Linked DNA regions of Homo sapiens: region 2 is linked to region 1. A link is an interaction called in ENCODE POLR2A ChIA-PET data of the cell type or tissue named here. Cell type or tissue: OCI-LY7. All regions are shown on one strand. Region 1 has its middle 14 kb from the start of AIRIM. Region 2 has its middle 2.8 kb from the start of MANEAL.

What was found. Peaks named below come from ENCODE experiments on the same cell type or tissue, not always from the same donor. Only the 100,000 strongest peaks of a DNase experiment are listed, where the experiment ranks them.
Region 2: POLR2A ChIA-PET joins it to region 1 with 5 read pairs; 7 of 35 experiments call an interaction of 5 or more read pairs at or near these places.

The regions. Positions count from the first base shown.
Region 1 is chr1:37,674,792-37,678,791 of GRCh38, reverse strand. No RefSeq gene overlaps it. Among named protein-coding and RNA genes, the nearest start is that of AIRIM, 14 kb to the left of the region's middle. In OCI-LY7, CTCF peaks have their summits at 2,010 and 2,209; a DNase peak (open chromatin) is centred at 2,331; H3K4me3 peaks cover 1,527 bases; H3K27ac peaks cover 2,983 bases.
Region 2 is chr1:37,789,001-37,793,000 of GRCh38, reverse strand. No RefSeq gene overlaps it. Among named protein-coding and RNA genes, the nearest start is that of MANEAL, 2.8 kb to the left of the region's middle. In OCI-LY7, no CTCF peak of the experiment used is centred here; no DNase peak of the experiment used is centred here.

The sequences.
Region 1 (4,000 bases):
TCCCTCAGCTGGGTCAGAACCCCTTTCTCTGTCAGTGTAAGACAGTCTTGGGATGAAATGAAGAATTTTGGTTTCCCTCTATCCTGTCCCTCCCCATCCACATCTAGAAACTGACCTTCAGATTCTTCTCTCAGAGTAAGTGTTGTCTCAAGGTGCTGGGGTGCCTGGGCCCTAAAGAGAAGGTCTCCTGCTTGCCCAAGGAGAGCCTGGGCTTTATGGGGACTGTATTACACCAGACTTTAATTGGGACGAGAAGCCAGGTACCTTCCCAACCTGCTCAAACACTGGATCATTTATAATTCCATTTCCCTATGAGAAGGGAGGAAGAGTGCACATTTCAGGGAGCAGGTTTGGGGATGAGGGGAAGGAAGGAACCTAGACCTGGGTTCAAGTCTCAGGCTCAGCCTTTAGCCAGCTGTGTGATCTTGGGCAAGTAATTTCCTCTAAGTCTATTTCCTCATCTGTATAGTGGAAGTGATGATATGTCCTTACAGGGTTGTAAGGTTTAAGCGAGAGGAGATAGTGAGGGCTTTGGGTACATTTGTGAGCATTTAAGGGATTGAAATTCACTTAAGCTTTATTAGTCACTCACTAAGTGTATAGCTCTGTGCTAGGCTCTTTAATATCTTTCTAAACCCTCAACGAGAATTGAAACAAGTATGCTTACTTCCATTAGGTAGATGAGGAGACCGAGACAGAGACCTGGTAAGCTTTCTAAATGCCCACAGCTTGTCAGTAATGTTGCCAGAATTTGCACCAGGGCTTGCTTGGTTCCGGTGAAAGGTGCTTTCCCCCACATCACTGTTGCCTTTCTGCCACAGAAGGCAAGAGCATGCCTAACATCTACTCAGCTGTAACAAGGGTGAGGTTTTCTGATACCCAGCCCTGCACAGGACATGGATCCTGCAGTGCAGAGCTACCTCCATCCAACTTGGCCGTGGCACATGAAGTATCCAAGCCTCTTCCAGGACAGCCGCAACCTTGCCAGTTACCCTTCCTTCTGACCCCATAGCCAAGAGGGTTGGAGCAAATCCTGGCGTGGTCTACCAGAGTCCTACACTTTTGCCTTTGATGCCAGGGCCTGGTAGGAGAAAGCCAGTGATTCTGAAGGAATGACAGGGGTACCCCTTCCAGGCACTGTCCTCCTCCCCATCCTTCCTGGAAGGCTCCTTCTTGGTTTCCACGTAGAGCAAAGTCATTTTTCCGAGACTGTAGGGCCCCAGCCCAGAGATTCTGGTCTAGTATGTGTGGGGAGGGGCTAGATATCTGCATCCTTAATAAGTACCCTTAGTTCAGTTGCAGAGTCATTCCTTAAGAAAGAGCCTTCATCCTGAGAAAAGGCAGCAGTTAGCACAGAGATTGATGGCTGGGTAGACTAGCCACAAAGACCGCACTTCTCTGGGGAAGAAACGCCTTCATAACTCCCTCACTGCACCTCTTTTCCCCTTTTTGTTGCCAGTCCTCAAGTCCAATGGGTACCTCGGCATTGCTCCCCTGGCCCCTCCATGCTGTTTGGGGTGGGATAGTCATAACTTATGTATATGGGGCTTTAGAGTCTGTCGCATCCATATCCATTCATTCTGAGGCCTCCCAGTGTGCCCAGCACAGAACTCATCATTAGCAATACAGAGGTAAATCAAAGAAGTCCATGATTTAGTAGGCCAGGCAGATCTGCAAGCTCTTCGTGAGAAGTGCTATTGTGAAGGATGTGTGGGGAATGCAGTGGATGGAGAGAGTGACTGATTGTTTTTGTGGGTTTTTGTGGGAGGCGAGATAGGGGAATGTGAGACTAGCTCCTCTGTGACTTAATTTCAGTGAGAGTCTTCCCTCTGGTCTCTAGTAGAGTAAGTGATGGGGGTGGGGGTCAGCCTGGCCTGCTGGCCATCATGTGAGCGGGGAGCAACCCTTTCTGCTCTGGCTCATCTCTTCTGATTGAAACGTGTGGAGCAGTTCTTAATTTGCACAGAGAGCCCAGACTAATAAATCCGCTACTCAATTGCAATTCCCACAGTGCGTTTATAGGCAACAGCTGACTTTTATCAGCTAGTTTGTTCTTTCATATAAGCAGAGTTTTATGAGGGTCTCCTGAGCTGGCTTGTAATGTGATGAAACGTCTGCAAAACTCAACCATAAATTCCTGGCACCTGCCAAGCAGAGGATGCTGTTTTCCAGGCACATTTTGTCCAGCTGGCGGCTCTGTCCCCTTGCCCAGTTTGCATTTTTGCACTTGTCTCTTTAAACTTGGATTTGTTTTTCAGTTCTCTGCGGCCTCTTTAAAGGCAACCGAAAAATGAGGGGTAGGAAAAAGGAACTAGAAAGTTACGTCTGTGCTAAAAATTACCCCTGGCTTATGTTGCTCTGAAAGCCAGTTTTGATCCCACTGTTGAAACAGAGACATCAGGCTTCCCTGCCACATGAACCCCAGGGCGGGGGACAGGAGGCCAGTGCCAGCCGAGCCCGTTATTAATACTTTGATTCTTTTCTGGGCCATCACCCTTTGTACTTGCCAAAGGCCCCTACCCTCAGTTGTCAGTTCTGTAAATTAAAGAAACAGCTCCGGAGGCCTTTTCCCCAGATGGTCTCCAGGCATGACATCTTTTCCCAGCATTTAGAGCTCCCCCAACACAGAGAGATGAAATTTAAATGCCCTCTGTCCTCCAAATAGGGCGAGACCTGGACTCTTGGAGAATGCTGTTTGGCTGGGGTGGACTGGGTCATTGGGAGAGCTACAAAGGCCTCAGTGGTGCAACTAGGAATGGTTGAGTGTGGCCCTGGCTGTGTCTCAGGATTACCCACCTGTGTTTATGGGTTCTCTTCATTTTGATCAGACCATTAGGTCAGAAGGCTCCTGTGGCTGCCCTTCCTGTGGCCTTATCCCCTGCTTGCTTTCCCTAGCCCACACTTCAGGGCTGGCTTCATGTGCCTGTGACCCACACTTACAAGGGTTCCCAAGGTTGGTTTCATGCTCTGCTGTCACTCTCGAAATTCTAAACAGTTTTCGAATGATTTTCCTTTGGCACTGGGCCCTGCAAATTATGTTGCCAGTTCTGCCCAGCTTCTCTCTGGTCCTACTGCTTGTAGCTGCCCCAGCACTGTGGACAGACCCTTTCTTCTCCAAGTTGAAGTTTGAGCCTTTGCAGAGCAGGTTAGTTACCCGTCATTGAGGCCTCTGGCCTTGTCCCCCTCCCAAAGGCTCCCTGTTATCCACTCTTCTGGCTACAGGCAATCCCTATTACGTGACAGTATCTCCACAGGCCCTAAAGAGGTGCCTGTCAGTCCCAACTCCCTAAGTCATCTGCAGCTGCTCCTGGCCCCTTCTTATCATTTTCCAGAAAAGATTTCTAGTCAATGCACTCTGCCTGGAAGAAGCTGCCTGCTCTTATGGAGGAGCTGGGGTCTTTGCTAGAGAAAACATCCCCTAACTGCCACCTCCACCTCAAAGGCAAGACATTGTTTCCTGCTACGGGAAAGAGACCCACTTTCTTATTTTTCCAAGCCCCACTCAGACACCATCTCCTTTTTGTTATCTCTTCTTACACCCCTAGATGAAAATAACCCTTCCTTTCTCAGCACAGTACTTGTACTTCCCTTTAACACTTAATTTTTAATTTTTTTAAAAAATGTAGAGTCAGGGTTTCACCATGTTGTCCAGGCTGGTCTTGAACTCCTGGGCTCAGGAGATCCACCTGAGCTGGGCTTGGTGCTTTGGCTCACATCTGTAATCCCAGCACTTTGAGAGACCGAGGCGGGCAGATCGCTTAAGCCCAGGAGTTTGAGACCAGGCAGGGCAACATAGTGAGGCTCCATCTCATAACTAACTAAATAAATAAATAAAAGAAATCTGCCTACCTTGGCCTCTCAAAGCTCTGGAATTATAGGCGTGAGCCACCACACTCGGCCTATTTTTTTTTAAATTTAAATCCAGCTCCTGCAGGATTTTATTTTTTTCTTATCCATTCTTATATCCCTACCAGCTCAGCAAGGGGCTCAGCCCCATTTG
Region 2 (4,000 bases), 110 kb before region 1:
ACAGCATCTGACACTCACTTCCTAGTGCCGTTTAAGTGAGTACCAGCCCCTGGTGTGATAGTCTGTAGATAATAAGCTTTTCACTCGCTATTGATAGAGTTCCTACACTGCATTATTCATTACTTCATTTATTCAGAAGATAGTTTTGTTTATCATATGCCTCCTTCAGTGGTCCGCAATGACAGCAACTTTGTTTCATTCCCTGTCTGCATGTCTAAAACAGAGCTTGGGATGATGGCGGGCACCCAGTTCTTATTGGTTAAGTAAAATGAATTGTAGGGAACCCAGGAAGAGGAGCAGGGAGCTTGGGAAGTGTTGGTAGACCTGCAGCCGAGGAAAGTGAGCTTGAGAGACCTTATGGTGGTAAATGTGAATGAAGTGGAATGCCTTCAGCTCCAGGTCGCCCATACCCGATTCAGCCTGACTTAAGGAATATGCCAGTGTATCAACTTGCAAAGCAAGGAGCCCAGTGGCAGGGCAGAGTGGGTATTTTCTCTGATCCAACAATGTCATTAGGAACCTGAGATGTTCCCGTCTCACTGCTCTACTCTCCCCACCACTGACTTCATATACAAACCCAGTTCCCCTCATGCCACAAAATGGCTGCTATGGCTATTGACTGCTCTTCCCATTCCACAGGCAAGGGTAAGACTGATTTCTCTTTCCCAGAAGTCCTAAACAAACATCTCATTGAATCTCCTTGGTCTAATCTGGTTTAGGCCTTTTTATGCCAGACAAATTATTGCCGAGGGGGATAGAATTACCATGACTAGATGAGATTACATTTGTGGAGTGGGTTAAATGTTGGAGAGAATACCATGTCTACCAAAGAGTGAGGTGACTCTGGGAATAGAAAGAGTGAGAAGAGGCTGGGTGCAGTGGCTCAAGCCTGTAATCCAGCACTTTGAGAGGCCAAGGCAGGTGGATTACCTGAGCTCAGGCGTTTGCGACCAGCCTGGGCAACACGATGAAACCACCATCTCTACTAAAATACAAGAAATTAGCCAGGCGAGGTGGCAGGCGCCTGTAGTCCCAGCTACTTGGGAGGCTGAGGCAGGAGAATTACTTGAACCCAGGAGGCGGAGGTTGCAGTGAGCCGAGATCACGCCACTGCACTCCAGCCCGGGTGACAGAGCGAGACTCTGTCTCAAAAAAAGAAAGAAAGAAAGAAAGAAAAGAAAGAAAGAAAGAAAGAGAAGAAAACGGGTAAGGACGGCACTCTCAGGAACACCAGCATTTCTGGGACAGGCAGAGGAAGGAGAGAGTCTAAGAAGGAAACAGAAAGAATCATTAACGAGGAACTAAGAGAACAGGGAATGGGTGGTGAAGGTTTTGGAAAAATAGTGGGAAGGTTTCCCCAGCTCCCAGTCATCCCACTATTTCTGGGATGCCCTGAAACAATTGTGTCCCCTGTTGGCCATGCCTGGAGTCCTTGACACTGCCACCTGGCCTTGACAGTTTGACCCAGGGCTAGTACTCTGACCTAGTGGTCAAAATTAGTCCAATGATAGCTTCCCATCTTCCACTGGACCAATCATGAATACTGACCCAAAGGGCATCAATTCCAGTCATTTTTTGGGATTTTACTCTCTGGTCTGCAGGAGAGATTTCATCCTCTTTAAAGATAATGCCATTTGCCGGGTGCGGCGGCTCATGCCTGTAATCGCAGCACTTTGGGAGGCTGAGGTGGGAGGATGACTTGAGTTCAGGCTTTTGAGATCAGCCTGGGTAACATAGTGAGACCTCATCTCTACAAAAAATTAAAATATATTAGTCAGGCATGGTGGCACACGCCTGTACTCCCAACTACTCGGGAGGTTGAGGTGGGAGGACCACTTGAGCCTGAGAGGTCAAGGCTGCAGTGAGCCGTGATCACACCACTGCACCCCAGCCAGGGTGACCGAGTGAGACCCTCTCTCAAAAACAAACAAACAAACAAACAAACAAACAAACAAGATAATGCCATTAGAGGGAAGGGACAGAGAGAAACTTAGTGTTATTGGTGTCCTGATTTCAGTCTTCCTGGCGGCCTAGTTGCGGTGTGAAACACTTGACCATTCTTCCAATAAGTTACCCTTTTATTCTGAGCAAGGTGAGCTGATGGAGCTGACTATTGATTGCCTATCAATCTCTGACAAGACCGAGAAGGGGACTTGGGAGCAGGAGGTCATTTGGAAGGTAATCTCAGGAAGTAAGAGTTAGGAATTGAACAGAATGAGACAAGAACAAAAGAAAAGCCAAACCAATGGTGCACTGAGGATGTCGCTGCTATAGATAATGGGGACTTAATTCTGCCACGTCTTTTCAGAAGTGTACAAATGCCTCCCAGAGTTAGGAGGTGTGAGGCTGAAGCAATTACCTACTGACCCCCTCCTCCACTGGTCAAGCATTTTCCCTAGGGGAGTTAACTTCCTTGTATTTCTGGTCTCCTGTTGCCAAGCAGGCTCCCAGGACATCAGAGAAGGTTTTGAGGCAGGTATAAAGAGAGACGGACACATTATTTATTCAAGTGGGATGCCGCCAGTGTGAGGAAGACTAAGCTCGCACAGAACCATCCATCCTAGATGTACTCATTTTCTGCTGTCATAACAAATTACTATAAATTTAGCAGTTAAAACAGCACAAAAGTTTACTGTCTCATGATTTCTGTAGGTCAAAAGTCTAGGCACAGTGTGACTTAGTGAGTTCTCTGGTTGGAATCTCAGGAAGCCAAAATTAAGGCGTTGGCAGGTTACACTCCTTTCTGGAGGCTCTAGGAACGGATCTACGTCCAGCTCAATGGCAGAATTCAGTTCCACACAATTGCAGGGCTAAGGCCCCCATTTGCTTGCTGGCTGTCATCTGGGGGTCTTTCTCAGTTTCTAGAGGCCTGCTGCATTTCTTGGCTTGTAGGCCCCTTCTTCCATCTTCAAAGCCAGCAACATCAGATCTTGTCCTTCTCACACTTTGGATCTCTCTGACCTCCCTTTCTACCTCTCTCTCATACCTTCCTCTTCTGGTTTTAAGAGCTCATGTGATATATTAGATGCCGTCAGATAATCCAGGGTAACTTCCTCTGTTTAAGGTCAATTATTGGCCAGGTGTGGTGGTTCATGCCCGTAATCCCAGAACTTTGGGAGGCCGAGATGGGAGGATCACTTGAGCCCAGGAGTTCGAGGCCAGCCTGAGCAATATAGCAAGACCCTGTCGCTACAAAAAAAAAAAAAAAACAAAAAAAAAACAAACAAAAGACCAGGCACAATGGCTCACACCTGTCCCAGTACTTTAGGAGGCCAAGGTGGGTAGGTTGCTTGAGCCCAGAAGTTAGAGACCAGCCTGGGTAACATAATGAGACCTCATCTCTAAAAGTTTTTTTAATTTAAAAAATTATAAAATATAAGGTCAACTAATTAGTAAACTTCATTCCATTCCACAAAGTCCCTTCACAACAGTAACTAGATTATTTTCAATTGAATAGCTAGAGGACAGGAATCTTGGTGGGGGACATCTTAAGAGTTCTGCCTAAAAACTTTTCCTAAAATCAAGGTGGGCCAAAGAGATGTGACACGTGGCATTCAAGGTATGTATTACACCCATTCTATCGATTAGAATGTGTGTTCAGCCACAAATAAGAAGGAAAACAGCTAAACATGGCTTAAAGTGCTTCTCACACTTTAGTGAGCATGTCAGTCCCTTGAGGATCTTGTTAAAAATACAGATCCTGATTCAGTAGGTCTGGAATGAAACCTGTTTTTGTTTGTTTGTTTGTTTTGTTTTGTTTTTTGTTTTTGAGACAGGGTCTCACTTTATCACCCAGTCTGGTGTGCAGTAGCCCAGTCACAGCTCACTGCAACCTTTGCCTCCTGGGCTCAAGCAGTCTTCCCACCTCAGCCTCCCAAGTAGTTGAGACTACAGGTGTGCACCACCACGCCTGGCTAATTTTTTTTTTTTTTCGGTAGAGATGGGGTTTTGCCATGCTGCCCAGGCTAGTCTCAAATTCCTGGGCTCAAACAATCCACCT